2 separate regions of the Homo sapiens genome follow, and region 2 is linked to region 1. A link is an interaction called in ENCODE POLR2A ChIA-PET data of the cell type or tissue named here. Cell type or tissue: OCI-LY7. All regions are shown on one strand.

Evidence for each region. Peaks named below come from ENCODE experiments on the same cell type or tissue, not always from the same donor. Only the 100,000 strongest peaks of a DNase experiment are listed, where the experiment ranks them.
Region 2: POLR2A ChIA-PET joins it to region 1 with 5 read pairs; 2 of 35 experiments call an interaction of 5 or more read pairs at or near these places.

Annotation. Positions count from the first base shown.
Region 1 is chr12:123,005,600-123,008,099 of GRCh38, forward strand. The region is part of intron 6 of PITPNM2 (phosphatidylinositol transfer protein membrane associated 2); the gene reads right to left. Among named protein-coding and RNA genes, the nearest start is that of MIR4304, 3.9 kb to the right of the region's middle. In OCI-LY7, no CTCF peak of the experiment used is centred here; no DNase peak of the experiment used is centred here.
Region 2 is chr12:121,798,236-121,800,735 of GRCh38, forward strand. LINC01089 (long intergenic non-protein coding RNA 1089) reads right to left here. Exons shown (of 4, transcript NR_152740.1): 3 at 1,612-1,721. It also overlaps a transcript of SETD1B not described here. Among named protein-coding and RNA genes, the nearest start is that of LINC01089, 3.5 kb to the right of the region's middle. RefSeq lists enhancers at 1-225, 226-765, 766-1,305, 1,306-1,845 and silencers at 1,636-1,685, 1,716-2,135, 2,206-2,500. In OCI-LY7, no CTCF peak of the experiment used is centred here; DNase peaks (open chromatin) are centred at 1,396, 1,886 and 2,386; H3K4me3 peaks cover 1,603 bases; H3K27ac peaks cover 1,444 bases.

The sequences.
Region 1 (2,500 bases):
CAGGAGCCTGCACGGAAGTGTGGGGCCCAGGCAGGGGCTTTGGGAGGCTGTACCCATGTTGCAGGTCAAACTAAAGTCACTGCCTGTCTGTGCCTCAGTTTCCCCATTTGTAAAATAAGGGGACTGGCTCACAGATAGTCTCACAAGCTCATAGTGGTTCTATAATTAGAGTGGAGGGGCCTCCCAAAGCAATGTGTCCGGTCAGAAGCCACAGTTGGAAGGGCGCAGTGGCTCATGCCTGTAATCCCAACACTTTGGGAGGATTAGGTGGGAGGACAGCTTGAGTCCAAGGGTTTGAGATCAGCCTGGGCAACGAAACAAGACCCTGTCTCTATAAAAAAAAAAAAAATTAAAAAAAAAAATTAGCTGAGCATGCTGGTGTGCGCTTGTAGTCCCAGCTACTCTAGAGGCCGAGGTGGGAGGATCACTTGAGCCCAGGGGTTTAAGCCTGCAGTGAGCTATGATTGTGCCACTGCACTCCAGCCTGGGTAACAGAGTGGGACCCTGTCTCTAAATCGATAAATAAATAAGAAGCCACAGTTAATTTTCTGGGAGATTCCTGCACAGGGGAGGTAGAATAGGACTTCCTGAGAGTCTCGTGTCTCAGTGTCTGCTATATTTTTCCTGTTAAATTTCCCACGGAAAATCAAGTTCAAGTTCAAACTGGGTTGGTTCTCCTTTTCTTTTGTTTTTTTAAAAAAAGCTTTTAGTAGAATATATTATGCACGTGAGATATATAAGAATATATTATACATATAAATTAAGATGTAGAATAAAGTAAAGAATATATACCTTTTAAAGTATAAAAAACAATTAAAGGGCCAGGCATGGTAGCTCACATCTGTAATCCTAGCACTTTGGGAGGCTGAGGTGAGAGGATGGCTTGAGGCCAGGAGCTTCAGACCAGCCTGGGCAACACAGGGAGATCCCCCATCTCTACCAGAAAAGACAAAAAAAAAAAAAATTAGCCAGGCGTGGTGGTGTGTGTCTGTGGTCCCAGCTACTTGTGAGGTGGAGGTGGGGGGATCGCTTGAGCCCAGGAGTTTAAGGCTGCAGCGAGCCATGATCATGCCACTGCACTCCAGCCTGGGTGACAGAGTAAGACCCTGTCTCAAAATAGTAATAATAATAATAATAATAATAATAATAATAATAGAATGATAAAGACTAAAAGCAGACTGGGGGTTGCCTTGGGCCAGGGTGGGATGGGGATGACAGTGAAATGGGAACAAAGGACCTTCTGGGGTGATGAATGCTCTGAAGTTGTGCCCAGCTGTGAATATACTAAAACTTACCAAACTGTTATCTTACAATGAGTGAATCATATGGAATCTAAAATTATGCCTCAATAAAGCTGTTTAAAAAACATTAAAAAGCAATGAGACATCCACATCCACAGCCCCAGCGAAGAAACACACCATCGCCGGCGACAGGGAGCCCTCCACTCGCCTGGCCCCTGACAGTTGGCCCCGAATTTTGCTTGTCATGCGTTTTGCCTTCTGGTCTCAGCACACAGATGTGTTTTCCTGCACACTGTATCAGGCTGGTATGGCTGTTGCTGAATTCCGCATCTATGTGTCACGCTGTATTTTTCTGCCACTTGCTTCTCTGGGTGAGTTTTGTCCATGGATGCACGCGTGGGGGCTTTGGCTCATCAAGCTGGGATTGTGTGGCATCCGTGTGTGTGTGAAATGCCACATTTCATTGATTCCTTTTCCTGCCAATGGGCCTTTGGCTAATTTACATTGTTTCTCCATTTTGCTTTCATAAACCTGGTGCTCTGAATGAACATTCCAGAACAGGCATGGGGATTTCTCCAGGGGACAAACCTGGGAGAAGCAATCTCAGGGCATGTACCCCCGCCTCCCCTAGAGCATGCTGAGCGGGTTTGCAAGCAGTTGGGCCACGCCAGGCTCCCAGGCTGGTCTCCTGTGTACCCTCTTTTCCTGCCTCCTCACTTCCCACCCCTGGCTTTGCTCAGCCTTCCTTTCTAAATCCCATCCATTCTTAAAGACCTCTCTGTGGGATGGAGTCCTGTGTCCCCTGCCCAAGCCCCAGGGGTGGCCTCAGATGTGGCACACTGAAGAGCCTTGGTTACCTTTTCTGGGACTGTCTGCTGGCCTCACAGGGCTGCCAGGAAGGGCCGCATCCCTTGCTCTACCCTATATAGGGAAATGCCTCCTCCTGGGGTGACCGGAAGGGCTGGGACATGCACTACATCTGGGGCCAGGCAGTAATGAGGACAGCTGAGAGCTGTCCCAACCCCCAGGAGTTGCCTCCTCAAGGCCCCCAAGAAGCCCAGCGTAGCTCACATGAGTTCACGAGATCATCCCCGTGATATTATAGGACTAGTACTCACAGTTGTCATCAAGCTCCACCTATGTGCCACACCCCATCTTCAGTTCTGAACCCACGGTCTCGGCCCACAACAGTCCGATAGGATCGGTGTCATTACACCCATTTTACAGAAGAGAAAAGCAAAGCTCAGTGAGGCTGAGAG
Region 2 (2,500 bases), 1.2 Mb before region 1:
CAAATCTTGACCCCATCATGGAACAGCCCCTGTGGATGGGGAAAGGCCTGCAGCTGGACTCAACCACTCCAGAGGAGAACCGCGTTGGCCGCCTTCCCAGGGAGCGCCAGATTCCCCTTTGCCCTGAGGCAGGGACACGTGCTTCAGCAGGTGGGCTGGTGCGGGGGGAAGCTCTGAGGCAGCCCAGCCCCCACCCCCTGCAGCCACTCCCAGCAATAACCACGATCACAATGGAGGCCAACTAAAAGCTTGGGAGGAGGGCCTCTTTAACGCACTTAATCCTCCCACCACCCTTTCCAGCAGGCATCCTTATCACTTTACAGGGAGACACTCACCCAAGGTCACCAGCACTGAGAGATCCTAGCCCATGGCGAACTATCTCCCTTAACTTAGCACCAAGATACCTTTAGCAAGATCTCCTTGTTAATCCGAACAGGCCCCCAGAGCTCGGTGTAGCCCTCACAGCGGGAGTGGGGCACAAGTCCCAAATAGGGGAGGTGGTGTGATCAGGAGCACCTGGACCCAAATGGTTCATCAAAGCAATCACAAAGCAGAAATCACAAGGAGGGGGGCTCCGAGACCAAGGGCCGCCATCTCCAGCTGTGGAGCTTCTTAGACACTGAGATGGGAAACTATTCAATACATGAAGTCGGCTAGCGTTAGAATGAAATCAATTACTATGTGCCAAGCGTGGAACGTGGCACTTCTGCGTCAAAACCCCAGGTGTTACCAGGCTAGGGGCTGGAGTCTCAAAATGTGTTCCCAGACCACAGCATCAGCCTCACCTCACCTGGGAACTTGTTAGAAATGCCAGTCCTAAGGACCAACCCACTGAATCAGACACTTGGGCACCAGGCCCGGTGGTCCATTTTCAGTGAGCCCCCCTTCCGGTGTGATTCTGATGCCGGTTCCAGACTAAGAACCACTGATCTAGCCCTGTTTTCGGAGATGGAGAAATAGGCTTGGAGGCTATACCGCTTACGCAAGGCCATAGCTGTTCAATGGCTCGCCAGGTTTCAAATCCAGCTTTGTCTGGTTCTAGAAACAAGGCTTATATACAGGCCTGCCCATTCGGGGACTGGAGAAGAAAACAATCCCAGGAAGGTGGAGAAGCGTCAAGGAAGGCCCTTTCATAGAGAAAGGTGGCCGGAACCTCGGGTCTCTGTTCTTTGCCTCTCTAGCAGCCAGACATCAGAGGACGGCTCACACTGTCACCCCACATGCCCCACGGGGGCGGCTGGAGGGAAGGCCACAGCACAGTTGGGCTTTCTGACAGTGACCTGTGTCTTTCAGAAGTAGGCGGCACCCAGGGCCCTCCCCCCGCCGAAGAACACACAACTGGGAAATACTTGCAAGTGGATCCTCTCGTATGCTGCTATATTCGGCAGAGACTTACACGCCCCAAATGCCTGACAACAGAAGCTGACAGACGGGGATGGATGGCCCCGGCGGCCCAGCAGGCGGCCCTACGCGCTCGCAGCTGGGGGGGGGGGGGTGGGGTGGGGCGGGGCCGCAGAACCAGCCCGGCGTGTTTGGGGTTCGGCCCTCCCTGGGCTGCAGGCCAGAGCCCCCCAAATCTCCCTCACGGTCTGGGCAAGTACTCACACCTACCTTAGTGGGAGGACTGTCAGAGTCAAACTAGGCCTGCCCCTGCCGTTGACAGAAGGAAAGATTGTCCATTCGGGGGGTGCCCGAACGTCGCCCCTTCTCCGGCCCAGAACCTGGAGGAGAGGAAGGTGGAGGGCGGATCAGGGCGTTGGGGGAGAGAGATGTGACCGGCCGAATACACAGCAGACGGGCTCCGGGGCTGAAAGGGAGCACCCCAGACGCCGCCCCTCCCCCAGCGGCCCGGGCGGCCGGGGGTGGCTGAGTCAGAAGGTTCAACCCCGGCCCGGGCGGCGGCTCATCTGCATTTCCAAAGGCCCGCCCCGCCCGCACCCTCCCCGGGAAGGGCCGGAGATCTGAGGCTTCGCCGGGAGCCCCGCGCCTCGGGGGATCCCGGGGCCCCCCCTCCGCTTTCCCAGGCTTCCCCCACCTCCTGCCTGGAGAGCTGGGCTGGAGGGCTGCCCAACGGGGCGTCTGCGGCCACCCCGAGGGCCTCCCGCCCTGAGTGAGGACAAAGGGGGCGACCCCCCGCCCCGCGCTGACTCGGCTCTCAGAGGGCGACTGGGAGGTCGGACCTGGGCGCCCAGAGCTGGGTGGGCAGCGGGGGGCGGCCTGGGGTCAGGGCCAGGCCGGTCCGCGGCTTCCGGAGGAGCCGGTGGGACCCGGGGCGGCCTCGAAGCCCCGCCGACCCCGTGGCCCTCGGCTGCGGGCGCCCGCGCAGGACAAAGACGAAAGAGGGAAGCGGTCCGGGGCGAGGCCTCCTGGTGCCCGCGTGGGCCGCCGGGTCGCCCAGCCCCCTACCCCTGCCGCTCCTCCCGCCCGGCGCGCGGCGGCCGCCACCGCCCCAGCCACGGGCAGCGCGCGAAATGGCGCCCATCAGGCCGCCGCGCCCGGC